2 separate regions of the Homo sapiens genome follow, and region 2 is linked to region 1. The links are chromatin loops, found by intact Hi-C in ENCODE. Cell type or tissue: chondrocyte. All regions are shown on one strand. Each heading gives the region's core, and the rest is flanking DNA. Links, peaks and the distances in the headings are about the cores only. Region 1 overlaps FOXJ2 (forkhead box J2). Region 2 holds the start of LINC00937 (long intergenic non-protein coding RNA 937).

What was found. Peaks named below come from ENCODE experiments on the same cell type or tissue, not always from the same donor. Only the 100,000 strongest peaks of a DNase experiment are listed, where the experiment ranks them.
Region 2: a loop joins it to region 1, with 8 times the contacts of the local background. A loop is called at or near these places in 4 of 110 quality-filtered maps.

The regions. Positions count from the first base shown.
Region 1 is chr12:8,038,165-8,053,190 of GRCh38, forward strand. FOXJ2 (forkhead box J2) reads left to right here. Exons shown (of 11, transcript NM_018416.3): 2 at 1,655-2,001; 3 at 4,494-4,568; 4 at 5,537-5,605; 5 at 5,787-5,927; 6 at 6,596-6,794; 7 at 9,718-10,125; 8 at 10,533-10,634; 9 at 11,198-11,407; 10 at 12,358-12,456; 11 at 14,598-15,026. The coding sequence starts at 1,669. The coding sequence ends at 14,686. Among named protein-coding and RNA genes, the nearest start is that of FOXJ2, 13 kb to the left of the region's middle. RefSeq lists an enhancer at 756-885. In chondrocyte, for the core only: CTCF peaks have their summits at 8,022 (motif pointing right) and 8,225; a DNase peak (open chromatin) is centred at 10,016.
Region 2 is chr12:8,383,243-8,398,268 of GRCh38, forward strand. It overlaps LINC00937 (long intergenic non-protein coding RNA 937), which reads right to left and starts at 7,510. Exons shown (of 2, transcript NR_024420.1): 1 at 7,028-7,510. RefSeq lists silencers at 7,301-7,350, 7,311-7,605, 7,451-7,500 and enhancers at 13,269-13,528, 13,649-13,698, 13,991-14,492, 14,493-14,992. In chondrocyte, for the core only: a CTCF peak has its summit at 7,432 (motif pointing left); DNase peaks (open chromatin) are centred at 6,802, 7,129 and 7,423.

The DNA of each region.
Region 1 (15,026 bases), core at 3,487-11,486:
TTGTGCACACATGCAGATTGCCATCTGCGTGGGTGGGACCTTGGGGAGAGGGGAGTAAGTCAGAATGCTGACCCCTAGGAGAAAGGCTTAAGGGTCAAGGGCAGAAGAATCACTACCTAGGATAGAAGAGGGAGCTGAGACCCTGAAGGATGTGTTGGAGTCAGGAGAGAGGGGGACATGGTCCTATCTGCTGTTGAGCTTTGGCCTGCAAAGTGTGTGGATCTGTTGTATTTTATGGATACGCTTGTGCATATATCTGGCTGTGGATTTAGAGATCACTTACATCATACGTTTCTGTTCAGGATTCTGAACTTTGAGGCAATCTAGTCCTGGCTCCTCAGGAGAAGTGCCCTGGTGGGACTGAGGAAGACAATGTTAGCTGGCATCTGGCGGCTGTGCAGGCACAAACCTGCTAGGCAGCAAGTGCTTAGGGGGTTGCTGGCATCAGCTCTAGGGGAGTGCCAAATGGCTACCTAGGGGTTCCTGCCAGCCTTTCTAGACCCTGCAATACAGATATCACCCATCGTTCTTCACCTTCCCTCGCAAGATGTCACTAGCTATACCTCTCTGCTGGCAAGAGTGCCCAGGCAGTGTGGGTGGCAGCAGGGCGTGCAAGCATCAGGCGTAGGCGGTCTGGCAGCTCCAGGAGTTTGCATGGAGGTGCAGCGAGCGTGCCTGCCTGGCTGGGAAGGAAGGAGGGAGGAGGAGGGCGGAGAAGGGGAGCCAGCTCCGAGCTCCAGAGTGGCTATTTTTAGCCAGGCTATCTGATTGTTACCGGTAGGCACACAGCTGGGTGTCTCCCTGGCTCGGTGAAGCCCAGCAGGCTGAGAGGTGGGAGGTCCTTGTGGATGACTTCTTCCTGGTGTTGGTGTCTGTGGGCGGGAGCGTGCAAGGGGTAGCTTAAAAAGTGTGAGGGCAGCTGTGTACTTCAGGATGTGTTGCTTCTGTGTGTGACTTTGTCCTCTGGTGGTAATGTATGCTGTATATGTAATCGTGATCTCTGTGTATGTGCTTCACTGTTTATGAGTCTGTCTGCTGGTTGTCATGTATACTTTATGCCTGGGATATATCTAATATGCCTCAGGTGCACATGTGTGTGGGATAAAAAGGGCAAGTGCTCGTAATGCATCTAGTAGGAAACATCTTTAGACGTGTTGGTGTGTGCTTCATCCGTGTATGTTTGTATTTAGGTAGACTTTTGCTTTATATGTACGTTCGTGCCGTCTATCTGTGCATGTTGTATGAAAATATAACAGGTGTCACATGATTGCAGAATGGACTTTTAATTTTACCTGCTATCTAAGTGGGGTTTTTCTTTTTTCAAACCCATTCCTACATAGTTTAAAAATACTATGTTGTAGGGCTATGAGTAAGGTGAATTGAGGAAATAGCTCCATTTGGTGTGAAGTTTGGTCTCTTTTAGTCTTACATGGAGAGGCCCCTTGGCCCTGCTCCACAATAAGATGTAGGGTAACTAGCAGTCCATCATCTGGTAGATAGATCTGCTTGGGGATTCTGGGAACACCTGGTGGAAGGCCATGCCATGGGTGTCTTATGGGAATGAGAGTAGGAAGAAACTCTACTTCCCTCAAACAAAAGGATTTGAGTATTACTTGCCCCCAGTATTTTCGTCTCCTCTTTGTCTTCTCTGCAGAACCCAGAAGTACCATGGCTTCTGACCTAGAGAGTAGCCTCACCTCCATAGACTGGCTCCCCCAGCTGACCCTCCGAGCTACCATTGAGAAGCTTGGAAGTGCCTCCCAGGCTGGGCCTCCCGGGAGCAGCCGCAAGTGTTCACCAGGGTCACCCACAGATCCTAATGCCACCCTGAGCAAAGACGAGGCAGCAGTGCACCAGGACGGCAAGCCACGATACAGCTATGCCACTCTCATCACCTATGCCATCAACTCCTCTCCAGCCAAGAAGATGACCCTCAGCGAGATTTACCGCTGGATCTGTGATAACTTCCCCTATTACAAGAATGCTGGCATTGGTTGGAAGGTGGGAATGCTTCTATAATCTTGGCTTAGGTTTAGGCTTCAACAGCCTTTTTAGAGAAAAAGGTTTTGTTTCTTCTTGTAACCTGTTCAGTTTACTCTGGTTTGTCTCAGAGATGTGAAAACTTAAAATCTCATATGTTCTGCCCTCTACTTTTTTTTCAGAGTTGAACAACTTTTATAAGGTATATTAGGGAAACTCCAAGCCATTAAGTATAGTGATGGGGATGGCAGGACGCTGTTGCTCATCACACCCTCTTATCTTCTTTTTTTTTTTTGAGACAGAGTCTCGTACTGTCGCCTGGGCTGGGGTGCAATGGCATGATCTCGGCTCACTGCAACTTCCACCTCCCAGGTTCAAGCGATTTTCCTGCCTCAGCTTCCTGAGTAGTTGGGATTACAGGTGCCCGCCACCGTGCCCGGCTGATTTTTTGTATTTTTAGTAGAGATAGGGTTTCGCTATGTTGGCCAGGCTGGTCTCGAACTCCAGATCTCATTATCCACCCGCCTCAGCCTCCCAAAGTGCTGAGATTACAGGCATGAGCCACTGCACCCGGCCCACATCCTCTTGTCTTCTGATCCCTCAAAGAGGATATTCACTCATTTCACAAATGTTTATTGCCATTCTACGATGTTCCAGTCACTGTGCAAGGCATGGCATCACTCCTTCCTACCTAGAGGTAGGAGTCTAATCTAGAGCATCAGATTTCCATAGCTCCATTGCACAGTCATCATCTTTTGAAAAGCTGCATTCCAAGAAAAATCATAATATAATTAGGTTCTTTACAAACAGCTGGCTACCAAGCAAGTAATGAGAAGTTAAGTTGTTTGGCTGGAGATGAAGAAAGAAGGGGCTCCTCTCCTAAGCAAAGCAAGAAGGCTGATAGGCTCAATTTTTTGGAGCAGTAGCTCATTTGTCAATTGTTGAGTAGGAATAGGAACTTTATATGTAGTTCTCTCACTCTATAAATCCCCAGTTGACATACAAACCATGTAGTGAGTTGGAGACTATTGAAAGCACTCAGCTTTCTTTTCTTTTCTTTTTTTTTTTGTGGGGGTGGGGGACAGGGTCTCACTGTCCCCAGACTGGAGTTTAGTGGCGTGATATCAGCTCACCATAACCTCCGCCTCCTGGGTTCAAGCAATCCTCCTGCCTCAGCCTCCCGAGTAGCTGGGATTACAGGCGCCTGCCACTGCAACCAGCTAATTTTTTTTGTATTTTTAATAGAGACGGGGTTTCACCATGTTGGCTGGGCTGGTCTTGAACTCCTGACCTCAAATGATCCACCTCCTGCCTCAGCCTCCCAAAGTGCAGGGATTACAGGTGTGAGCCACCGTACCCAGCCTCTCTTTTTTTTTTTTTTAATTTTAAGACAGGGTCTTGCTCTGTCACCCAGGCTGGATTGTAGTGGTACAATCACAGCTTACTGCAGCTTGAACCTGGGCTCAAGCAATCCTTCCACCTAAGCCTCCTGAGTAGCTGGGACTACAGGCATACACCACCATGCACAGGAACTTTTTTTTATTTTGTAGAAATGAGGTCTCACTGTGTTGCCCAAGCTGGCCTCAGGCTTCTAGACTCAAGTGATCTTCCCATCTCGGCCTCCCAAGATGCTGGAATTACAGGCATGAGCCATTGTGCCTGGCCCATTGAGCTTTCCCTTTGTAAATATGTCCCTGCTAGCTACCATAATCCCCAATCCCACCCAACACACACATTTTTTTTTTTTTTTGAGACGGAGTTTCGCTCTTGTTCACTAGGCTGGAGTGCAGTGGCATGATCTGGGCTCACTGCCACCACTGCCTCCTGGGTTCAAGCGATTCTCCTGTCTCAGCCTCCTGAGTAGCTAGGATTGCAGACATGTGCTACCACGCCTGGCTAATTTTTGTATTTTTAGTAGAGACGGGGTTTCACCATGTCGGCTAGGCTGGTCTCGAACTCCTGACCTCAGGTGATCAGCCCACCTCAGCCTCCCAAAGTGTTGGAATTATAGGCGTGAGCCACCACGCCTGACCCCAACACACTTATACAATATTTCTTTCCTCCAAATGTGAACATTCTATGGGCTATTGAGAAAATGAAGGTGATCTGTGTTTTTGTTTCACTCAATTTATATAAAAAGTTTTAAAACATTGTTCTTTTGCTATCAGTAGGGTAGATTGAGGAACTGGGCAGATGTGATTGTGAGGCATTTATATACTTGTTACTCGGCTGGAAAGATTGAAAAACTATATAATCAGTTTTTTCAGAAGCATTAGTAATCAAATTTATAGCCATTCCCTCCCATCAGTTTAATCTCTGCATTTTTCTTATCTCATTGCTATTGCTATTTGATGCATAATTCCCTCCATCGGTGTAGTTAAGAGGTACTGAGCTTACCCTGATACTTCAACTGCATGGTGTATTATGTTTTTTTGTGTGTCCCTCTGTGTTCTATTGGAAAATGTTCTGCTCTGCATAATGCTCAGGCCTAACTTGCTTCTCTGCCTCTCCAGAATTCAATACGGCACAACCTTTCTCTCAACAAGTGTTTCCGGAAGGTGCCCAGACCTCGGGATGACCCTGGGAAGGTAAGATACTACTGTAAGCATTGAAAGGAGGAGTAGGAAGGAGAGTGAAGTAGTTGACAGTCCAGAGTCCTGTGGCTGTTTTAATTACCCAGAAGAGGAAATCATGCTAATTAGAGAAGCATCTTTATTTTTTTCTCAGAGGAAGCTTGGTTGTCAAGCTTATGGGCCCCCAGTAGAATGGGTGACTGAGAAAGACTGTGAGGCCAGGCGTGGTGGCTTATGCCTGTAATCCCAACACTTTAGGTGGCCGAGGCGGGCGGATCAACTGAGGTCAGGAGTTCAAGATCAGCCTAGTCAACATGGTGAAACCCCATCTGTACTAAAAATACAAAAAATTAGCCAGGCGTGGTGGTACATGCCTGTAATCCCAGCTACTCAGGAGGCTGAGGCAGGAGAATTGCTTGAACCTGGGAGGCAGAGGTTGCAGTGAGCTGAGATTGTGCCATTGCACTCCAGCCTGGGCAACAAGAGTGAAACTCCATCTCAAAAAAAAAAAAAAAAAAAAAGACTGTGAAATCTTTTTTTTAAAAAAATAGAAATACTTAGTGTAAAGTTGACTTTCATGCTCCCCCTTTTTTGTGTGGCACTCTTTTTTCCTAGATGTAAAAGGTAGACTTAATAACCTTTGTACAAACATCTCTATACAAAAGTCCCTGGTGTTTCCCCCGTAAAAGAGAAGGGATGGATCATTCTCTCCATTTGACAGATGTGGATGCTAAAGTCCAAGCAAGTTTTGCCTCAGGTCAGAAGGGAAGGGAGAGGCTGTGTCTGGACATTTCCAGCTCTTTGAGCTAGATGCCATTGTTCTGCCCCTCCAAAACAATCGAGGCCTGTGTTTGGACCACAGGATTACCTCTGGCATACTCAGTGAGTTTCTAGGACAAATTTGCTCTTCATTAATACCCAGAACCCTGGGAGGTTCTGAATGTAACAATTTTGTTTTCTGTGGGAATGGGATCTCCTTCCAGGGTTCCTATTGGACAATTGACACCTGCCCTGACATTTCCCGAAAGAGAAGACACCCTCCAGATGATGATGTAAGTTCCCAGCTCATGAGGAGATGCCATATCTGAGCCAGCTGCTCCTTCCACCTCCTCTTATGGACGTTCAGTCCTTTCAGAGGCAAAGGTGGAAGGAATACCAGCAGAGGGGAAACCATGGGTCTTGGGAGGATATTGCGCCTCTGCTTATAGATTTCTTTTTTTTCACAACCCTCAGCTGTCCCAAGACTCACCAGAACAGGAGGCAAGCAAGAGCCCACGGGGAGGCGTTGCAGGGAGTGGAGAAGCCTCACTGCCTCCTGAGGGGAATCCGCAGATGTCACTTCAGAGCCCCACATCTATAGCCAGCTACAGCCAGGTAGGAAGCAGATATGGCAGGGGTCATGGGATGGGTGGTGAATAGATTCAGATGTCTCCCTGTTTATTCAGAATTATGTATTGAGTATCTGTGATATATGAGGCAGATAAATTGAGAAGGAAGGGGAAGGCAAAAGAGGGAAATAGAGAGAGAGAGAAATAGAAAGGCATAGCAGAACTTTGAGAAACATCAGGAAAAAAAAGCTGGGCACAGTGGCTCATGCCTGTAATGTCAGCACTTTGGGAGGTCGAGGCAGGCGGATCACGTGAGTCCACGAGCTTGAGACCCGCCTATCCAACATGCCAAAACCCCATCTCTACAAAAATACAAAATTAGCTGGGCGTGGTGGCATGTGCCTATAGTTCCTGCTACTTGGGAGGCTGAGGCATGAGAATCACTTGAACCGGGGAGGTGGAGCCTGGGCGACAGAGCGAGACCCTGCCTCAGAAACAAACAAACAAACAAAAAAGAAGAAATGGAGACTGATGAGAGAAAGAGGGTAGATTCAAGATAAGAACTAATGAGGAAAGAAGGAGAAAATGATGCTGGGTCATTGAAGAGCTAGGCGAGGATGAAGAGGACAGACAGGAGAGCCTGGTGACCATTGAAGGGTTTTATTGGTCCCTCAGCTGGGACACTGATCAGGAATTTCTTACCTGTTTTTGCAGGGCACAGGATCTGTGGATGGTGGAGCAGTGGCAGCAGGGGCTTCAGGCCGAGAAAGTGCTGAGGGTCCCCCTCCCCTCTATAACACCAACCATGACTTTAAATTCTCCTACTCAGAGATCAACTTTCAGGATCTAAGCTGGTCCTTCCGCAACCTCTATAAGTCCATGCTGGAGAAGTCCTCTTCCTCCTCTCAGCACGGTGAGTCTGGAGTTGGGATGGGTGCAGGGAGACTTTTTTATCTTGTTGAACAAGTGGGGTGACATTTTCTTTTTTCCCTTAGTTTTTTATTTTTATTTTTTGTGAGACAGGGTCTCACTCTTTCGTCCAAGCTGGAGTGCAGTGGCACGATCTGAGCTCACTGCAACCTCCGCCTCACGGGTTCAAGCAATTCTGTCATCTCAACTTCTCGAGTATCTGGGAGTACAGGCACGTGCTACCACGCTTGGCTAATTTTTGTATTTTTTTTTTTTTTTTTGAGATGGAGTCTCGCTCTTGTCGCCCAGGCTGGAGTGCAGTGGCGCAATCTCGGCTCACTGCAACCTCCGCCTCCCGGGTTCAAGCAATTCTCCTTCCTCAGCCTCCCGAGTAGCTCAGACTACAGGCGCATGCCACACCCAGCTAATTTTTGTACTTTTAGTAGAGACAGGGTTTCACCATGTTGGCCAGGCTGGTCTCGAACTCCTGACCTCAGGTGATCTGCCTGCCTTGGCCACCCAAAGTGTTGGAATTACAGGCATGAGTCACTGTGCCTGGCTTAAGTTTTGTATTTTTAGTAGAGACAGGGTTTCACCACGTTGGCTGGGCTGGTCTCGAACTCCTGGCCTCAAGTGATCCACCCACCTTGGCCTTCCAAAGTGCTGGGATTACAGGCGTGAGCCACCGTGCCCGGCCATATTTCTTTCTTTATTTTTTTGAGGCACAGTTTCGCTCTTTGTTGCTCAGGCTAGAGAGCAGTGTCGCGATCTCGGCTCACTGCAACCTTCGCCTCCCAGGTTCAAGCAATTCTTCTGTCTCAGCCTCCCAATTAGCTGGGATTACAGGCTCCCGCCACCACGCCTGGCTAATTTTTATATTTCTTAGTAGAGACGGAGTTTCACCACGTTGGCCAGGCTGGTCTTGAACTCCTGACCTCAGGTGATCCACTTACCTCAGCCTCCCAAAGTGCTGGGATTACAGGCGTGAGCCACTGTGCCTGACCCATATTTCTTATTTTTAACACAAAGAGAGGTATCACTACTCAGAGGAAATATTTCATGAACTAAAACTGTTTGGAGTCAAGTGAGCTCATCTGTCCTTGTGCAAATACAGCTGTTTCAGGAGGCAAGCTAGGCTAATAGCTTCAGAAAGTGAATTGGAGGATTGCCCCTTCCAGGACTAAGGGCAGTGATTTTAGGGCTGCAAGTGAGTCATTTGGAGGACGACCACGAGGGGGCAGCAGCAGTACCCTCTCCTGAAGAATCCCTGCGTTTCATTGTGAGAACAGTTTCTTTTTAGTGTATTTACATTTATGTTACTTTTATTGTGAAAAATTGCAAACAGATGCAAAAGTGTGGAGAAAAATATAATAAACCCCTGTGTTCCATCCCCCAACTTTAAGTTATCAGTATTTTATTAGGCTTGTTTTGTTTACCACTGAGCCTTCTAAAAATTGGAGTAATTTAATGGAATTCACATATACCATGTCATTCCACTCATAAATACAACTTCGATATACACCTCTAAATGATGACTTTCTTCTAGTTATCTACCATGACATTATCATTCCTAACATAATTGATAATACATCCTTAATATCAGCTAGTATCTTGTCCGTGCACATTTTCCTAATTATCATATGAGAATGACTTAAAGTTTTTACTGGGAGGCCCCTTGAGAGAACATCTGGTTCGGCCCTCTGCAATATCTGTGTGTTCGTTTTTTAAATAACTTAGAGACAGTGGTGAAGTTGATTTCAGGTGAGGCATTAGACCTTCTCATTCTGTGCAGTAGCCCTATGTTGGCAGCAGGGGCTGAATGGAATGATAAAAACTGGTTAGGAGTCACTTTTTGGAAAACTTATATTCATTTTCATGAATTTCTTCTTGTATATCACAGGGGATCAATTCCTAGAGTAGTGTCCAAGACTGTAGCATTTGCTCAAAAAATGAATCCGACTCAGGTGGTTGGTTGATTGGAGGAGGGAACATGAGAAACTGTCAGAAATAAAGTAAAAAATTAGATTGGGTGAGGACAGCCTAGAGTTCACTCAAGTTTTATTGTGACCGAAAGCCCCTAGTCTCAGACTTTTGTTCTTCCCAGCCTGTCTGCTTGAGAAATAACTCCATCCTGTCTCTGCTCCTTACCCAAGCTACATTTGTTTATAGAGGGTACAGGAATGACTTGGCAGTAGCAGAGTGTAGAGAAAATAAGGGGCCGGTCGTGGTGTCTCATGCCTGTAATCCCAGCACTTTGGAAGGCCAAAGTGGGCGGATCACCTGAAGTCAGGAGCTCGAGACCAGCCTCAACATGGAGAAACCCCGTCTCTACTAAAAATACAAAATTAGCCAGGCGTGGTGGTACACACCTGTAGTCTCAGCTACTCGGGAGGCTGAGGCAGGAGAATTGCTTGAACCTGGGAGGCGGAGGTTGCGGTGAGCCGAGATCGCACCATTGCACTCCAGCCTGGGCAACAAGAGCGAAACTCTGTCTCAAAAAACAAAAAACGGAAGGAAGAGGAGATAGTAGACAACTGATGGCTTTGTTTTGTTTCTGATTTACTTTTTTTTTTTTCCCTAAACACTAGATGACCAGGGATGGTTTCCTTTTTAAAGTTCACCTGCTGGGAAACTGTGATTTCAGGCCTTCAGCCAAATCCCTAAAAAGTAGCATTAAATGCTACACACTGACCTTTTTAGTAAGATTTCAGTGGTCTCCACACTGTCAGGGCCCTCCTCTAACCTAAGTGCCTTCCTGTCTCTTGTACCTGCCAGGAGGGCCACAGGGATCTTTGCTGCCCTAGAATGTTCTTACCCTTTTAACTCCACAGTTTTAGTCTGAGGCTTCCCATCTCAACCCAGGGAAAATCCCATTTTGTGAAAAATGCATTGCTTAAGTCACTTGCCTGCTTCCTCCCCACCTGCAGGCTTTTCTTCTCTCCTGGGGGACATCCCACCCTCGAACAACTACTACATGTATCAGCAGCAGCAGCCACCGCCACCTCAACAGCAGCAGCAGCAGCAGCAGCCGCCACAGCCACCTCCCCAGCAGTCCCAGCCACAGCAGCAGCAGGCACCTGCCCAGGGCCCCTCAGCTGTAGGGGGTGCTCCTCCACTGCACACCCCAAGCACAGATGGTTGTACCCCACCAGGGGGAAAGCAAGCTGGGGCGGAAGGCTATGGGCCTCCCCCTGTAATGGCCATGCATCCACCCCCGCTGCAGCATGGAGGCTACCACCCTCATCAGCACCATCCCCACTCCCACCCTGCCCAGCAGCCACCACCTCCACAGCCACAGGCACAAGGCCAGGCTCCCATCAACAACACTGGCTTTGGTGAGTAAGGAGGGTGCACAGTGATCTAGAGGAGGGTGGGGTGATGTCCTTGTCCTAACACCGGCATGGAGGTGCAGTTAGTTAGGAAGTTAATGATGGGTCTTTTAGGCTTCGCTCCTTCATGTGAGCTAATCTGAACAAAGTTACTACTTAGAGCTCTGTCTTATAGAATTCCTGGATCAATTGAGATTGTTTTACATATTCTCCTGACTATGAGCCTGGCTGTACTTAAAGCGTAGCTAGCTTTTCCAGTCCTAAACTCCCAGGGAGGGAGAGTCCAAAACTTGGAAATGCAACTGCTAATCTGTATAGATGCAAGAATCTTGCATGTAGTCAGCCTGGTATCAGTTGACTGCTGTCTTACACTTCACTCTATCTTATTATCCACTTTCCCCTCCTCTTTACAGCCTTTCCTTCTGACTGGTGCTCTAATATTGACTCTTTAAAGGAAAGCTTCAAGATGGTGAATCGGCTCAATTGGTCCAGCATTGAGCAGTCACAATTCTCAGGTTAGTGATCAAAGGACGAAGGAAGAGAGGGATACACTGTAAGGGAAAACCCAGTAGAAACTGGAACCGGAAGGGGGTGGTTAAATGAAGTTGCAGAAATGAGGATTTCATTGTTTTTCTTTCTTTTTACACAAGATGGATCATATTTACATTATTTTCAAATTAACTCAAATTAATCTTGTCTTAACTGAAAATGTGGCAGTGAATAATCCTAGTCCATTCTGTCTTTGGGAGGGAGAAGGCCCTCAGGAATTTAGAGACCGTGGACCACGATTTTGTAGTTTTGTCACCACTCACTGACAGTGTGACCTTGGCTGAGTCACTCAGTCACATTGAAAGTTTATCTTACTCATCAGTAAGATGGCAATTATAAGAATTTGGTAAGGGATCAAATAGAATGAGAGTTTGAAAATGCAGAGCTCTGAAAGATATAAATTGTTATTGTTAGTGCCCGTTATCAGTGGGGGTGATTGATGGTGTGTTTGGAACAGTGAGATAGGGCGGGGTCTGATAGGGGCTTCCTACCTCTGCAAGGTTTGCATTGCTTGCTTCCCTCTTTGTAGAACTGATGGAGAGTCTACGACAGGCAGAGCAGAAGAACTGGACCCTCGACCAGCATCACATTGCCAATCTGTGTGACTCCCTCAACCACTTCCTTACTCAGACTGGTCACGTGCCCCCTCAAGGGGGTACCCACCGCCCACCAGCCCCTGCCCGTATTGCTGACTCCTGTGCCCTCACCAGTGGCAAACAGGAGTCAGCCATGAGCCAAGGTACTGCACCAAGCCAGTTGCCATGGAGGTGGAGACTATGTTGAAAAGGAAGCATAGGAGAAAGGCAAAAGAGAACTGAGAGAAAGGATTTTATGGGGCAGTGACCCAAATTGAGCAGTGGAACTAGTTTATCAGTTGACTGAATATCTGTTGAATCAGTGAAGTCCTAAACTGAAAAATGCAAAAGAAATAGACTGTATGATTCCTTTTTAGACCTCAGTTTGGGAGATCAGAATTGTTTAAGAAAAGGGAGGAGATTTGTTAGAGAAAGGCTGTATTTTAAATTTGCGTCTCAGTAATCCCTACCGCCTGGGTGATACCGGATGAAATGGTGGTTCTATGCTTATGTGATGTTCAAACTAGTGAAATGAGAGAGATGTCATGATTATGTTCCTGTTTCTTGCTTTTTGTTTTTGAGATGGGGTCTCGCTCTGTCGCCCAGGCTCTGGAGTGCAGTGGTGTGATCACGGCTCACTGCAACCTTGACCCCTGGAGCTCAGGTGATCCTCCCACTTTAGCCTCCTGAGTAGCTGGGACTACAGGTGTGTACCACCATGCCCAGCTAATTTTTTTTTTGTATTTTGTGTATAGCTGGGGTTTCACCGTGTCGCCCAGGCTATCTTCAAACTCTTGGACTCAAGGGATCTACCCACCTCGGCTGCCCAAAGTGTTGGGATTACAGGCATGAGCCACCATACCTGGCCCTGTGTTTCTATATTTTTCTTCCTTATATCTTTCCTATTTCACAATTGTACTATCCATTTCTTTTTACCCTCAGTGGTGAGGACTGACAGCTTCTGCAGAAAGCCTTCATGCCTGCAGGAGCTACAGAACAGGGCAGGGAAGAGAGAAGGAGGATGGGAGCAAGGGTATATTTTTTTCTTCCCTGCTTTGTTGAGTACAGTGACCCGCCCCCCCCAACTCAAGTAACTCTTGTCTTGCTTTGGCAGTGAACTCTTATGGGCACCCACAAGCTCCCCACCTCTACCCTGGCCCATCACCAATGTACCCAATCCCCACCCAGGACTCAGCAGGATACAATCGCCCAGGTAAGAGCTAAGAAGCTTGTTTCAAAACCGTTGTACTCTGATGAGTTGCTTTGCTTTCCTTTGACTCTGAGCTGGCATTCTGTGCATTTTTGCCTGCATCTCGCTGGAGGGAATGAGCCTTTATAATTCCCAAGGCTGGAGGATGGGTTACCTGCTAAGAAGGTGTGTGTCGGGGAGACTAACGAAGACAGTGTCCCCTCCCCTCCCTTCCCCTCCCTTCCTTTCCCTTCCCCTTCCCTTCCCTTCCCCTTCCCTTCCCCTTCCCTTCCCCTTCCCTTCCCCTTCCCTTCCCTTTCCTTCCCCTTCCCTTCCCCTTCCCCTTCCCTTCCCCTTCCTTTCCTCTTCCCTTCCCCTCCCTTCCCTTCCCCTTCCCTTCCCTTTCCTTCCCCTTCCCTTTCCCTTCCCTTCCCTTTCCTTCCCCTTCCCCTTCCCTTGCCCTTCCTTTCCCCTTCCCTTCCATTCCCTTTCCCTTCCCTTCCCCTTCCCCTTCCCTTCCCTTCCCTTTCCCTTCCCCTTTTCTTTTCTTTTCAACAGAGTCTCGCTCTGTTGCCCAGGCTGGAGTACAGTGGTGCGATCTCAGCTCACTACAACCTCCACCTCCTGGGTTGAAATGATTCTCCTGCTTGAGCCTCTCAACTAGCTGGGACTACAGACCCACACCACCATGCCTGGCTAATTTTTGTATTTTTAGTAGAGACGGGGTTTTGCCATGTTGGCTAGGCTTGTCTTGAACTCCTGACCACAAGTGATCCACCTGCCTCTGCCTCCCAAAGTGCTGGGATTACAGGCGTGATCCACTGGCCCCGGCTAGATGTACTTTAAAATTAGCAACTGCAATAGTAAAAGGAAGTGAAAGCATACATATAAGCAAAAGATAGCTATGTGCAACATTTTTGTGTGGCTTTGGAATCTAGATGGAAGATGTGCTCAGGCAAATAAAATGAATTTGTTATCCACACATACTTGCTGTGTGCCCATGTCTGCTTTCCTGTCACCTGATCTCTAGAATCAGGGGTCTGGGACTGAAGTATCTCTGATAGTGGGGGTGGGGCAGGGAGACACTAAATTGCCACAGACAGAACAAAATGAACAGGTCCTTCACATTTAGACACATAGAAAAATCACTGTTATTCTGCCTAACCACACGTGTTTTCAATTTTGGGGGTGACATCTGACTCTCTCTATTCTTTGTCCATATAATATAAATACAGATTTCTATACTGCTATTTCATGTGATATTATCTTCTGTTTGTTTGTTTGAGTCAGAGTCTTTTTCTGTTGCCCAGGCTGGAGTGCAGTAGGCAATGGTGTGATCCTGGCTCACTGCAACCTCCGCCTCCCAGGTTCAAGTGATTCTCGAGCCTCAGCCTCCCGAGCAGCTGGGATCACAGGCGCCCGCCACTGTGCCTGGCTAATTTTTATTTTTTAGTAGAGACAGGGTTTCACCATGTTGGCCAGTCTGGTCTAGAACTCCTGACCTCAAGTGATCCACCCATCTCGGCCTCTCAAAGTGCTGGGATTATAGGCATGAGCCACCACGCCCAGCCATATGATATTATCTTCTGTATGTTATTTTATCATTATCATATGTTTTCAGAAGTACAATTTTTTTTTTTTTTTGAGACGGAGTCTCGCTCTATCGCCCAGGCTGGAGTGCAATGGCACGGTCTTAGCTCACTGCAAGACCTCCCGGGTTCATGCCATTCTCCTGCTTCAGCCTCCCGAGTAGCTGGGACTACAGGCACATGTGACCACACCCAGCTAATTTTTTGAGTTTTTAGTAGAGATGGGGTTTCTCCATGTTGGCCAGGCTGGTCTCGAATTCCTGACCTCGTGATCCGCCTGCCTTGGCCTCCCAAAGTGCTGGGATAACAAGTGTGAGCAACTGTGCCTGGCGTCAGAAGTATAATTGTTAATGGCAGCATAATATTTAATTGCTGTGGAATGTAATTTACTCTAGTTTATTTCCTGAGACCTCACTGAAATGGTGACCTGCAACCAAAATTAACTCCAGCTGATAAGGGCGATAGCCTCACAAGGCCTTCTTCGTGGTGTTATCTGGGGCTGAGCACTGTCCTTGTAAATTGAGGGAACAGCTTCCCATCCACTCTCCTTTTACTCTCTTTCTTTCTTTCTAACAGCACACCATATGGTCCCTCGGCCATCAGTGCCACCTCCTGGTGCCAATGAGGAGATCCCTGATGACTTCGACTGGGACTTGATCACTTAGTGCATCACAGAGTGTGGACATCAGCCCAGGGCCGCGTGGTGAAATCTGGCAGTGGGGAAAGAGCAACCCCAGCCCGTCCCTTCCCCCCGTCTGTATATAGACATATATCCTCTTTTTGTTCTTTCTCTGTCAGAGAAGCCACTGCAAGATGCTGCCGAAGATAACCCTCTCTTTCCTGCCTCATTCTTCTCTCTTCCTTCCTGTTTTTTCCTAGTTCTTTTATTATTATTCTTATATTATTATTATTATTATTGGTTATATACTGTCCATAGTCTCCTGTCCCTACATCATGGATCATGTCCACCTTTTGCTAATTTAAAATCATCAGGCTGGAAGATGA
Region 2 (15,026 bases), core at 2,737-10,736, 340 kb after region 1:
TGTAGTGTACGTACACAATGGAATACTATTCAGCCTTCAAAAAGAAGTAAATCCTGCCATTTGAGAAAACATGGATGAGCCTGGAGGATATTATGTTAAGTGAAATAAGCCAGGCACAAAACGACAAATACCACATGATCTCACTTATATGTGAAATCTAAAAAAGTTGAACTCGGCCAGGCATGGTGGCTCATGCCTGTAATCCCAGCACTTTGAGAGGCTGAGGCCGGCAGATTGCTTGAGCCCAGGAGTTCGAGACCAGCCTGCATAACATAGCAAGACCCCATCTCTACAAAAAAATGCAAAAATTAGTGGAGCATGGTGGTGCATGCCTGTACTCCCAGATACTCAGGAGGCCGAGGTGGGAGGATTGATTGAGCTTGGGAATTCAAGGCTGCAGTGAGCCAAGATCACACCCCTGCACTACAGCCTGGGCAATAGAATGAGATTGTCTCAAAAAAAAAAAGAATGAAAAAGAAAAGAAAAAAGTTGAGTTCACAGAAGCAGAGTAGAATGATGGTTGCCAGGGTGGGGAAGTGGGCAGATGCCAAAGGACACAGAATGTCATTTTTAGAGAAGAAGAATAAGTTCAGGATATCCATGGGACAACATGGTACCTATAGTTAATAACAACATATCATACACTTGGAAATCACTAAGAGAGTAGATTTTTTAAGTGTTCTCACCATAAAAAAATAAGTCTGGGAGGTGATATGTTATTTAGCTTGATCTAGCCATTTTGTAATGTATACATACTTCAATCTCATCATGTTGTACCCTCTTGTACATAATTTTTGTCAATTCAATAAATTCAACAGCTCCAGAAAACAAGACATTCTTTTTAGAAAATAATTATTAAAAATAAAATTCAGAATTCTATTTTATTTATTTATTTATTTTTGAAACAGGGTCTCACTCTGTCACCCAGGCTGGCTGAAGTGCATTGGTGCGATCTCGGCTGACTGCAACCTCTGTCTCCCAGGTTCAAATGATTCTCCTGCCTCAGCCTCCCAAGCAGCTGTGATTACAGGTGTGTGCCATCACACCTGGCTAATTTCTGTATTTTCAGTAGAGACAGTTCCGCCATGTTGGCCAGGCTGGTCTCGAACTCCTGACCTTAGGTGATCCACCAGCCTCGACCTGCCAAAGTGCTGGGATTACAGGTGTGAGCCACTGTGCCTGGACAGAATATAAAAGATTGTTTAATTCAACTAAAACATTAAAACATAGATTATTTCTATAAGTGGTAATTGTTCTAACATGTTTTGGTCAAAATAGTCTCCTTACTCATCCACAATTAAATGGTTAATTGACATTTGATTGGATTTTGATAAAGTTTTCAAATCATGATTGACTTTTCCAATGTACAGTAAAATGTGTTTGAAAATATTTCATAAAAATTAATATTGAAAAATGGTCAGGCATGGTAGCTCATGCCTGTAATCCCAGCACTTTGGGAGGCCAAGGTGGGCCGATCACTTGAGGTCAGGAGTTTGAAAGCAGCCTGGCCAAACCTCATCTCCACTAAAAATACAAAAGTTAGTCGGGCATGGTGGCGCGCACCTGCATTCCCAGCTACTTGGGAGGCTGAGGGAGGAGAATCCTTTGAACCTGGGAGGTGGGTTCCCCAGGCTTAGAGCAAAACCGCCATCTTGTCCGTCTCCACTCTCATCCCAGGCAATCATGGTCATTTCCACAGCCTCAACCACTGTCTACCTGGGATGCGTCCCAAGCCCAAGTCTCCAGCCCAAACCTGCCTTCCTAGCCCCAGACCCATCTGTCCTGGCACACGTTGCTCCCTGGGTCCCAAGCAACCTCAGCCAATGAGTCCAACGTCAACTTCCTGTCCTTGCCTGACACTGTCAGCCCTGAGATCAGACTTGACCATTCACCTCCAGTACCTGATAGGTCCGTCAGTCCTTTGGAACATATCCCATGAACACTCCCCAAACCAGGCACCGGACTCCACACATCAACACCGTCATGTGAGTCACCAGCATCCCTGGCAGGGACCCCTGTCCCAGCCTTCAACTCATTTCCTTCCTGTCTCTTGAGTTCTGTGTCACATTCCAGAGGCCACAAGAAGAAAAATGATAACCTTAATGAAATTAAAAGAATTGAGAAGACATTTCCCTATGGTCCAAAGTCTTTCCAACTAAGAAACACGTATCAAGATCCGGCCTGCCAACCCTGTGGTTAAATGTTCCTGAAATAATTAAAGCCCAGGGCAACACAGCCCGCACTCCACAAGTACTCCCAGCACAGTAAGACTTGCTTTTCTGGAGGGGCTTGAAATGTCCAGTGTGTGCCCTGCCCCTCTCTGTCGTAGCTAACAGGAATGTGCTTCATGTCTTCTTCCTGCTCAAAGGACCATCCACCAACCTGTGCAGGCAGCACTTTCGGCCCGGGGGGGGATGCGAGAACTTCCCACCATTTCCCACTTACGCACTGCATTCCTCAGGAGCCTGCCTCACAAATTACAAGAGCGCCACGGCAGACACACGACGTTCCAGTGGGTGGCCATGTCTTCATGTCAGCTTGAAAGATCGTCACCAGGGAAATATCTATATCTCGGCAGAGAGAGCTTCAGCCTGTGTAGTCCAGCTGTGCTCAAATGGAAATCCAGAAACCCAGATGTTGGTCCAAACACCCTGTCTCAGACAGCCAGCTCTGCAGGTCCCCAGCATGGGAGTGAACTGGGTGGGCCACCTACCCTGCCTGCCCACATCCCTGCTTCCTGGAATCCTGGACCCTGAGAACCAGGGGGATGTGGTGGGGAACAGGCAAGTCTTGTACAGAAAGCCAACATGCCACCCAAATCCACTCTGCAGTCTAGGTGGGTGATATTCTGGTCTGCACCACACCAGTGCATGAGGGGATGGAGGATGGAGTCTAGACAAGCCAAATGTAAAAAGATATTGCCCAAGTATTTTGTGCTTTCCCTGTGTTACAATGCTATGCCCAGCCCAGCGTGGTGGCTCACACCTGTGATCTCAGCGCCTTGGGAGGCCGAGGCAGGCGGATCACCTTAGGTCAGGAGTTTGAGACCAGCCTGGCCAACATGGTGAAACCCCATCGCTACTAAAAATACAAAAATTAGCCAGGTGTAGTGGTGGGCACCTGTAATCCCACCTACTCGGGAGGCTGAGACACGAGAATCACTTGAGCCCAGGAGGTGGAGGTTGCAGTGAGCAGAGATCATGCCACTGCACTCCAGCTTGGGCAACAGAGTAAGACTCCATCTTTAAAAGACATAAAAATAAATAAGTGCTATGCCCAGCATTTTCCATGTACTGTCTTATTATCTCAGTAAATCCCATATAACCTTCCTATGAAAGTGTATCTCATTTATCTCCATTTTATAGATGAGAAAACTGAGGCCCCTGGAGTAGTATTAATTTTCCAAGACTGCATTGCTCATAAAGGGTACAGCAGGGACCCAAGCTTGACACTCTCACCCTCAAACATTTCCACAAGTGTAGACCAATGGCTCTCAACTGGGGTGGTTTTGCTCACGTACCACTCCCTTGCCCCACAGCATTTGAGACCATCTGGAGACATCTGGGGTAGCCACAGCTGGGAGGATAGAATGGCACCTAGAGGATGGAGACCAGGGATGGTGCTAGCCATCCTACAATACACAGGATGCCCCCACCACCACCATGAATGGTCTCACCCCAAGTGTTGTGACTGTGGCAAAGCTGAGAAACCAGGTTTCTCCTCAGCAAGAAGGAAAATCCCTGCAACGTGGATGCACCTCTACAGGAGCCCCAGGCTGACAACAACCTTCCTGATCTGGTTTCAACCCTGGATGCTTTTACCTGGTGTGTCCATCAGGGATTTCAGGGACTCCAGTGAGTTATTACCCTCGAATGCTCGGTTCTGCCTGACAACCCAGAAATCTCTGCCAAGATGCCTGGTCTTGGGGAAGGCTCAGCAAGTGGTTGAGGTTGATAACCAAGTACCTAGGAGACACTTTTCTCTCCCTCCAGGAGGAGCTGTGGGTCAGACACACCCTGGGATCATTCACAAGTGGTCAATAAAGGCTTGGGGAGGGCCAGGTTTTCTAGGCCTTCTCAATGGGGTGGGTGTTTGTGGATACACAAGAAGCCTGTGAAACTTCTGATATTGGCAGGAAATCAATACCCCCCACCCTCCACGCCCCCACATCCCCACCATAAACACATGCCCTGCAGCAGGACTTGGCACTCAGGGGCTCCTGAGATCCCGATTTACCTGCTAAAACATCCTCTAGCCATCACCGAATAAAGCAACCCCTTGCCACCCGACCACAAGATCACAGCCTGGGAGCCACTCCAAGGAACACCAAGTCACATTAAAACCTCAGCCATCCAGAGCACCAGGCCTGGTGATGAGAAAGAACATTTTATCCTTAAACGCATCTGAATGCCCATGCTGCTTCTTGCAGAGAAAAGTCCAAAATAATCTGCTATTAAAGAATGAGGATGGTTTTGACATTTTTACCAAGCTAATGGTCTACGCAGACAAAATCTCATAAAAGGGCCCTCTGTTCTTCTTGATCCACTCAGACATGACCTGTGAGTGAAGAAACGGATCTCCTCCTCAAAGAAATCACTGCTGATCCTCGTACCAGCCTGACACTGCTTCATGGGTTCTTCAAAGAGAGTATTCCCATAGAAACTAAAAAGGAAGAGGAATGTGTCTGACGGGCATTGTGGGCAGCAGTGGGCTTTGGGCCAAATTTTAAGTTTGAAAATCAAGATTCCCTCTTTTCGAGGGGCCGCCGGACTGAGCAGATACAGACACCGTGAAAAGAGGGTGCCATGTTCAGATTCAGGAAACAAGGATGGTTTCTGTTCAGTTCCTCCATCATCCTTCAGGTCATGCGATTCCCATTTCCCTCTGTGGACCAAACAATTCAGTGGGGTTTCTGCCTTTTAAATATTTCATTATCAACATATCATCCTTTTAGCCTCCAGAAGGCATTTTAACATGAAGATTCTGGCTTAAGACTCTTGTGGGTCTGTCTGTCTCTCTCTCTTTTCCTTGAAACAGAGTCTCACTTTGTCACCCAGGCTGGAGTGCAGTGGCATGATCACAGCTCACTGCAGCCCGACCTTCCAGGCTCTAGTAATCCTCCCACCTCAGCCTCCCAAGTACTTGGGACTACAGGCACACACCACCATACCTGGCTTTTTTTTTTTTTTTTTTTTTTTTTTTTTTTTTTTTTGGTAGATATGAGGCTTCGCCATGTTGCCCAGCTGGTCTTAAACTCCTGGGCTCAAGCGATCCTCCCCTTTCGGCCTCTCAAAGTGTTGGAATTATTGGCTTGAGCCACCATGCCCGGCCAGGAACCTTGTCTCTTGTGATGCACCCCAGAACAAAACATCACTGCAAAAACACACCAAGGCATGAGTTTTAGTCCTAAGTCCCATTTATCCACCATACACTATGTGCCAGGCACAACGCTAAGTGCTTCTATGGACGAGCATCCCTTAATCTCAGCAGTAACAACCCCAGGCAATGGGGCCTGTTGGCAAATCCATTTGCCACTGAAGACAGTAAGGCTCAGAGAGGGTAAGTGGCTTGTGCCATGTCAGCCAGCTAAGGAGGGGCAGAACCAGGATGCAAACCCCAGCCGCCTGGCTCCAGACTCGGGTTCCCAAGGTCCCACTACACTTGGTCACTCCACTGCATTGTGGTATCCTGGTCTTTGGCAGAGTCCACGTAAAAGAGGTAGGTAGAGGGAGTGAGAAGGACTTCATGCAATGAAGTTTCCCGGCGTTACACTGCCATTGTAATTGTGTCCCCGACCAGGACCTCTCCCTTCTCATCCTTTCCGTGATCGGCCCTGGAAAACCTTCCAAAGAACTGTCCTCCTTCTCCCGGGATCTCAGAGAAAATTCGCCTGAGTTCAGTGTCCAGGTGACCCAAGCTCTGAATGCGGTAACGTGCACGGGGAGATGAGGATGTCACCATGAGCAACCCCAAGACTGGGCAGGGGGGGCTCTGATGCAGCCCACGGCGAGGAGGGCTGCCCGTGCTGCCTAAATGGGTTCAGAATGAAGGCCGCCCTCTCGCCCATGTGGGGCTCATTAACCACGAATCCAATTATTAAGACAAGCTCAGCTGAGCAAATGGTCAAACATAAAAACATGTGGAAGGAACCAAGAGGTCAACCCCATTATCCATCAAAAACCATCAAGGTGGCGGACCTCACTGAGGGGTACAGCTCTCCAGTGGGCCCTCATCTGTCCTCCAAACCTATGTGCCTCCTCAGTGGAAGGCCAGCAAAACCACACAGGAAGAGTTGGCGTAGGAAAGCAGAAAGTGAACCCCAGGAGGCCAGGCTGGCCACGGAGCCCCATCCCACACTCACAGGCCCGCTGACTCAGGGGCTCACATGTGCAGGACACCGGGAGCTCACAGGGACAGTGCCCCGGGGGATGCAAGGAACTTTGCCTCTCTGTCCCTCTCTGTAGGGATGGAAAGAGGAGAGCGATTTCTGGGATGGAAGCCATCTGCCTCCTCTCAACTCTCGCTGCCCAACCAGAAAGGGAAGAAAAACAGGAAGATGCGGGACAGGTGAGGAGCTGGGTGAGCGCCGCCAGCCCGCAGCCCAGCAGAGCAGGGCTTGGCCAAGCCTGGCGCCAGGGACTTCCCCCCTACCCCCACCACAGGCCCCTCGCCAGGTGAGAGGCACCGGCAGAGTCCCAGACAGATGCCCCAGACAGGCGGCTCAGCGCAACCCCCGGCCCTTCCCCTGCTAGGGGCCCCCAGGACGCGGGGCTCCCCCTCCCCTTTTGGCTAGCTGCAGAGTCCAGCGCGTCTCCCGGCCAGGGACGTCGTGGGAGAATCAGGAAGTCGAAGCCACACAGCCGAGAAGGGGCAGCTGGCGTCTCGGAGGCCGACACGAGCTGTCACTCCGCGCCCGCCGGAGTTGCCGCTCAATTACCAACTTCAACCCAGGGCAGGCCACGGGGCCTCCCGCCGCCCCTACCCTGCGCCCCCGGCACCCCGGGACCCCCGCGCCCGCGTCACTTACTCCTCTGCCGTCGCCACCTGTCTGGGTGCCGGTCTCCTTCCTGGCCGACCGCGGCGCGTCCTGCCCGTCCTCGCAGTCCTGGGGCTGTGCGCTTCCCCCCTCCAGCAAGAGCCGCAGCCTCTTCTCTTCGGGAGGGACGTCGTCCTCCTCCCTCCTGGGCCGGCCATCCCTGCCTCGGGGCTTGCCAGGGGCTTCGGAGCTGCCGGAAGGGCTGGCCATGGCCCCGGGGGCTCTGCCTGCACCTGGGGAAGAGGAAGGACCCGGAGCGAGCGGCCTCTCGGCGGAGCTGGGGCGTCTGAGCGCGGGCTCGGTGGGTCCGCGCGGCGCGGAGCTGGGCATCGGGGCCGGCGCGGACTCCTCCGCGGGCCGCTCGTGGTCCTCTGGCGCCCTCTGCTGGCCGCTCGCGCGCACCGTGGACAGGTAGGGCCCTGGCCTGCGCTGCGCTCACCTGCCCCGGACCAAGCAGTCGCTGTCTCCTGCCTGTGGCCATGCCCGCTCTGACCAGGCCCTGCACCTCCTCCCCACCCCAGCCAGGTTGCACCCCGATGGACTCCCTGCCCAAGGAGGAGAGAAGAGAAGGGACGCCCCGAGAGGGTGGACATCGGCCACAGCCACCTTGTCTTTGCTCTTACCCTGTGTCTTCCATGATTTGGAGGTGGTAGGAAAACCGAGGCTGCTCAAAACTCGTGGAGAATTCCGCCTGCAGGATGACATGAATGCACCTTCCCATTGCCTACCAACAGATCTTTTCTGAGCATCACTGTGGACCAGGCGTGGTGATGGGGGAGGGGATATTGTGGTGAACATGACAGGCATTGCCTTCACCCAGTGGGGCTCAGCGCTGGGTGAGAAGGCATTGAGAATGGACATTGTCAATTGGGCCAAAGGAGGCCAAGGAGAAGTGCTGGGTGCATGGGAACTAAAAAAGACAGGAGGCTCAGCAGGTCTTGGAGCTGGGAGAGGGACAGCAGCAGCGGCTGTTCCAAAGGAAGCAACAGCTGAGAGAAGTCTCAGAGGTTGTTCTCAGCCCAGTGGAGGGTGTTCAGGCAGAGGGAACAGCGTGTGCAAAAGCCCAGAGGCTGGGAAAGAAGCAGAAAGAGGACGGTGGGGCTGGAGCGTGGTGTGCAAGGTGAGAGAGGTGTGGTGGGTGGACAGATGGCCTTGGACCCAGCCGTGCAGGGGCAGAGGAGATAGGGAATCCTTGCAGGCCCCCAGCCGGGGCTGAGGCACAGAGACAATGCAGGTGGGCAAAGGGAGGAGACGTGGAGAAATATTTTGGAGGCATGCCCTGATGAATGAGCCCAGGATGCACCCTTAGTGTCAGTGTGGAGCTCCTTCCTTGGCTGTGTGATGAGCTGAACTCGGGGGTATTTTCTGGACATGGAGGTGCTACACCCAGAGTCCAGGACAGGCTAAGTGAGCACCAGCAGCTCCTGGCCCACCTCAAAAGCAGGAGAGACAGGGGAGACTGGGGAGGCCGGGGTAGAAGGGGAAGCCAGGAAGGCAGGAGAGGCCACAGAAACAGAGGAGGCCAGGGAGGCAGAGGAGGCAGGAGAGGCTGGGGAGGCTGTGTCCTTTCCATGATTCTGCCCAGGATCCTAGGCCCCTGTACTCCCTGAGCTTCCCCACCCCAAGTGCTGGAACCATGTTGCACAATGGTCTCCCCACTAAGCTCCTGATGGCAGCCCCTACCCTGCTGTGCTCCCTATTTCAACCCTAACAGCTCTCACAGTGGGCAGCACAGAGTAGGTGCTCAGGAAACACTGGTGGCAGAGCACATGGGTCTGCTCAGCACCTTCCTCCCTCCTCCAGCTCTCCCTATCATGAAATAATTCTGATAACGACACATGGACTTTGAGACCCTCTTCTATTACTTTCCATATGCTAATCCATCTATACCCCACAGCAGCCCTGAGGGTGGGTGCTATTACGATGCCCATTTTAAAGAGGAAGAGACTGAGATATAAAGAGGATAACTGACATAGGCACACTACAGGGGCTGGGACCAAGTGATCAGAGCACTCAGTCCCCAAAGGCAAGGTGGATGCAGTTACCATAAAAGACAGCAGAGTCAAAGCTGCAACCAGAATAGCCTGACTCGCAGAGACCTATGGTGCCAGCTGATCGTGGCATTCCTAGAAGTGAAATAGATAAGAAGCCTGCCACATTTTTACTGGATCTGTGTTTGCAGAAGGGTTCTAGGTCAGGTGAGCAGAAGTCTAATCTGAATCCTAAAAACAGAGTCACAGTCCCCAGTCAATTTCCAGACATAAGCCAGTTCACAGACCCGGAGTCCCTTGTCTGAATGGGAAGCCAGGTCCCCTCTAGAAAGGACTCTGCTCCACTGCCAAACATTTATACTGTCAATCTTTCTCCCAGCCTGCCCCCAAAGGAATACCCAGCCTTTCACCAGGATGACTGAACAGGAGAAAAGGAACTAGAGACTTGTGCAGGATCACTGGACACAGGCTCTGAACTGGCACTAGGGTGAGACTAGGGCCTACCAGTCAGAATAGGCATTTTGGAGGTCAGGTGAATGTTGGTGCAAGTTCATGTCATGGTAGATCCATTGGGTCCCCAAATCCATCCTCTGGTTATATACAAAGCGGCAATGCTGAGATTCAAATTCAGGGCATCCAGCATAGAGGCTGTGCTCTTACTCGTGAAACATTCTGACACTAGTAACCAATATAAAAATGCAAACACGTCCTGGGGCTAGCGAGAGTCCTCCAAACAGTCATGTAAATTGGTTCTGTCAAGGATTTCCTCCCATCCCCTGCTGAGAGCCAGTTGCAAGGAGAGACTAGGGAAGGGCATTGGGTAACTTTGTTGCTAAAAGCTCTTCTGGATAAAGACATTTGGGAAAAGAAGCAAATAGAGTTCAGCAGAAGATGTAAGAAAGTAAGTTTATGTTTGGCCAGGCACGGTGGCTCACGCCTGTAATCCCAGCACTTGGGAAGGCCGAGGCGGGCAGATCACGAGGTCAAGAGATCGGAGTATCCTGGCCAACATGGTGAAGACCCGTCTCTACTAAAAATTCAAAAATTAGATGGGCATGATGGCGCACGCCTGTAGTCCCAGTTACTCAGGAGCCTGAGGCAGGAGAATCACTTGAGCCCAGGAGGTGGAGGTTGCAGTGAGCGGAGAACATGCCACTGCACTCCAGCTTGGGCAACAGAGTAAGACTCTGTCTTAAAAAAAAATAAAAATAAATAAATGCTATGCCCAGTATTTTCCATGTACTGTCTTATTATCTCAGTAAATCCCATATAACCTTCCTATGAAAGTGTATCTCATTTATCTCCATTTTATAGATGAGAAAACTGAGGCCCCTGGAGTAGTATTAATTTTCCAAGACCTCATTGCTCATAAAGGGTACAGCAGGGACCCAAGCTCGACACTCTCACCCTCAAACATTCCCACAAGTGTAGACCAATGGCTCTCAACTGGGTTGGTTTTGCTCACGTACCACTCCCTTGCCCCACGGCATTTGAAACCAACTGGAGACATCTGGGGTAGCCATAGCTGGGAGGGTAGAATGGCACCTAGAGGATGGAGACCAGAGATTCTGCTAACCATCCTACAATACACAGGACGGCCCCCCACCACCACCATGAATGGTCTCACCCCAAGTGTTGTGACTGTGGCAAAGCTGAGAAACCAGGTTTCTCCTCAGCAAGAAGGAAAATCCCTGCAACGTGGATGCGCCTCTACAGGAGCCCCAGGCTGACAACAACCTTCCTGATCTGGTTTCAACCCTGGATGCTTTTACCTGGTGCGTCCATCAGGGATTTCAGGGACTCCAGTGAGTTATTACCCTCGAATGCTCGGTTCTGCCTGACAACCCAGAAATCTCTGCCAAGATGCCTGGTGGTCTTGGGGAAGGCTCAGCAAGTGGTTGAGGTTGATAACCAAGTACCTAGGAGACACTTTTCTCTCCCTCCAGGAGGAGCTGTGGGTCAGACACACCCTGGGATCATTCACAAGTGGTCAATAAAGGCTTGGGGAGGGCCAGGTTTTCTAGGCCTTCTCAATGGGGTGGGTGTTTGTGGATACACAAGAAGCCTGTGAAACTTCTGATATTGGCAGGAAATCAATACCCCCCACCCTCCACGCCCCCACATCCCCTCCATAAACACATGCCCTGCAGCAGGACTTGGCACTCAGGGGCTCCTGGGGTCCCGATTTATCTGCTAAGACATCCTCTAGCCATCACGGAATAAAGCAACCCCTTGCCACCCGACCACAAGATCACAGCCTGGGAGCCACTCCAAGGGACATCCAGTCACATTAAAACCTCAGCCATCCAGAGCACCAGGCCTGGTGATGAGAAAGATCATTTTATCCTTAAACGCATCTGAATGCCCATGCTGCTTCTGGCAGAGAAAAGTCCAAAATAATCTGCTATTAAAGAATGAGGATGGTTTTGACATTTTTACCAAGCTAATGGTCTACGCAGACAAAATCTCATAAAAGGGCCCTCTGTTCTTCTTGATCCACTCAGACATGACCTGTGAGTGAAGAAACGGATCTCCTCCTCAAAGAAATCACTGCTGATCCTCGTACCAGCCTGACACTGCTTCATGGGTTCTTCAAAGAGAGTATTCCCATAGAAACTAAAAAGGAAGAGGAATGTGTCTGACGGGCATTGTGGGCAGCAGTGGGCTTTGGGCCAAATTTTAAGTTTGAAAATCAAGATTCCCTCTTTTCGAGGGGCCGCCGGACTGAGCAGATACAGACACCGTGAAAAGAGGGTGCCATGTTCAGATTCAGGAAACAAGGATGGTTTCTGTTCAGTTCCTCCATCATCCTTCAGGTCATGCGATTCCCATTTCCCTCTGTGGACCAAACAATTCAGTGGGGTTTCTGCCTTTTAAATATTTCATTATCAACATATCATCCTTTTAGCCTCCAGAAGGCATTTTAACATGAAGATTCTGGCTTAAGACTCTTGTGGGTCTGTCTGTCTCTCTCTCTTTTCCTTGAAACAGAGTCTCACTTTGTCACCCAGGCTGGAGTGCAGTGGCATGATCACAGCTCACTGCAGCCCGACCTTCCAGGCTCTAGTAATCCTCCCACCTCAGCCTCCCAAGTACTTGGGACTACAGGCACACACCACCATACCTGGCTTTTTTTTTTTTTTTTTTTTTTTTTTTTTTTTTTTTTTTTTTGGTAGATATGAGGCTTCGCCATGTTGCCCAGGCTGGTCTTAAACTCCTGGGCTCAAGCGATCGTCCCCCTTCGGCCTCTCAAAGTGCTGGGATTATTGGCTTGAGCCACCATGCCCGGCCAGGAACCTTGTCTCTTGTGATGCACCCCAGAACAAAACATCACTGCAAAAACACACCAAGGCATGAGTTTTAGTCCTAAGTCCCATTTATCCACCATACACTATGTGCCAGGCACAACGCTAAGTGCTTCTATGGACGAGCATCCCTTAATCTCAGCAGTAACAACCCCAGGCAATGGGGCCCGTTGACAGATCCATTTGCCACTGAAGACAGTAAGGCTCAGAGAGGGTAAGTGGCTTGTGCCATGTCAGCCAGCTAAGGAGGGGCAGAACCAGGATGCAAACCCCAGCCGCCTGGCTCCAGACTCGCGTTCCCAAGATCCCACTACACTTGGTCACTCCACTGCATTCTGGTATCCTGGTCTTTGGCAGAGTCCACGTAAAAGAAGGAGGTAGAGGGAGTGAGAAGGACTTCACGCAATAAAGTTTCCTGGTGTTACACTGCCACTGTAATTGTGTCCCCGACCAGGACCTCTCCCTTCTCATCCTTTCCGTGATCGGCCCTGCAAAACCTTCCAAAGAACTGTCCTCCTTCTCCCGGGATCTCAGAGAAAATTCGCCTGAGTTCAGTGTCCAGGTGACCCAAGCTCCGAATGCGGTAACGTGCACGGGGAGATGAGGATGTCACCATGACCAAGCCTCCCAGACAGCATCCGGGAGCAACCCCAAGACTGGGCAGGGGGGGCTCTGATGCAGCCCACGGCGAGGAGGGCTGCCCGTGCTGCCTAAATGGGTTCAGAATGAAGGCCGCCCTCCCAACTTCAACCCGGGGCAGGCCACGGAGCCTCTCGCCGCCCCTACCCCTCGTTCCCCGCATCCCCGCGCACCCGGCACCCCCGGACCCCCGCGCCCGCGTCACTTACTCCTCTGCCGTCGCCACCTGTCTGGGTGCCGGTCTCCACCCTGCCCGGCCGCGGCGCGTCCTCCCCGTCCTCGCCGTCCTGGGGCTGTGCGCTTCCCCCCTCCAGCAAGAGCCGCAGCCTCTTCTCTTCGGGAGGGACGTCGTCCTCCTCCCTCCTGGGCCGGCCATCCCTGCCTCGGGGCTTGCCAGTGGCTTCGGAGCTGCGGGAAGGGCTGGCCATGGCTCCGGGGGCTCTGCCTACACTTGCGGAAGAAGAAGGAGCCTGCGCAAGCGGCCTCTCGGCGGAGCTGGGGCGTCTGAGCGCGGGCTCGGTGGGTCCGCGCGGCGCGGAGCTGGGCATCGGGGCGGCGCGGGCTCCTCCGCGGGCCGCTCGTGGTCCTCTGGCGCCCTCTGCTGGCCGCTCACGCGCACCGCCACCACGCCGGGCCCGGGCCTGCGCCGCTCTCACCCGTCCTGGCCCAGGAGGTCGCTGTCCCTTGCCCGTGGCCAGGCCCGCTCTGGCCAGGCCCTGCACCTCCTCGCCACCCCAGCCAGGTTGCACCCCGATGGTCTCCCTGCTCAAGGAGGAGGAAGAGAAGGGACGCCCCGAGAGGGTGGACATTGGCCACAGCCACCTTGTCTTTGCTCTTACCCTGTGTCTTCCATGATTTGGAGGTGGTGGGAAAACCGAGGCTGCTCAAAACTCGTGGAGAATTCCGCCTGCAGGATGACATGAATGCACCTTCGCATTGCCTACCAACAGATCTTTTCTGAGCATCACTGTGGACCAGGCGTGGTGATGGGGGAGGGGATATTGTGGTGAACATGACAGGCATTGCCTTCACCCAGTGGGGCTCAGCACTGGGTGAGAAGGCATTGAGAATGGACATTGTCAATTGGGCCAAAGGAGGCCAAGGAGAAGTGCTGGGTGCATGGGAACTAAAAAAGACAGGAGGCTCAGCAGGTCTTGGAGCTGGGAGAGGGACAGCAGCAGCGGCTGTTCCAAAGGAAGCAACAGCTGAGAGAGGTCTCAGAGAGTTGTTCTCAGCCCAGTGGAGGGTGTTCAGGCAGAGGGAACAGCGTGTGCAAAAGCCCAGAGGCTGGGAAAGAAGCAGAAAGAGGACGGTGGGGCTGGAGCGTGGTGGGCAAGGTGAGAGAGGTGTGGTGGGTGGACAGATGGCCTTGGACCCAGCCGTGCAGGGGCAGAGGAGATAGGGGATCCTTGCAGGCCCCCAGCCGGGGCTGAGGCACAGAGACAATGCAGGTGGGCAAAGGGAGGAGACGTGGAGAAATATTTTGGAGGCATGCCCTGATGAAGGAGCCCAGGATGCACCCTTAGTGTCAGTGTGGAGCTCCTTCCTTGGCTGTGTGATGAGCTGAACTCGGGGGTATTTTCTGGACATGGAGGTGCTACACCCAGAGTCCAGGACAGGCTAAGTGAGCACCAGCAGCTCCTGGCCCACCTCAAAAGCAGGAGAGACAGGGGAGACTGGGGAGGCCGGGGTGGAAGGGGAAGCCAGGAAGGCAGGAGAGGCCACAGAAGCAGAGGAGGCCAGGGAGGCAGAGGAGGCAGGAGAGGCTGGGGAGGCTGTGTCCTTCCCCAGATTCTGCCCAGGATCCTAGGCCCCTGAGCTTCTCCACCCCAAGAGCTGGAACCATGTTGCACAATGGTCTCCCCAACTAAGCTCCTGATGGCAGCCCCTACCCTGCTGTGCTCTCTATTTCAACCCTAACAGCTCTCACAGTGGGCAGCACACAGTAGGTGCTCAGGAAACACTGGTGGCAGAGCACATGGGTCTGCTCAGCACCTTCCTCCCTCCTCCAGCTCTCCCTATCATGAAATAATTCTGATAACGACACATGGACTT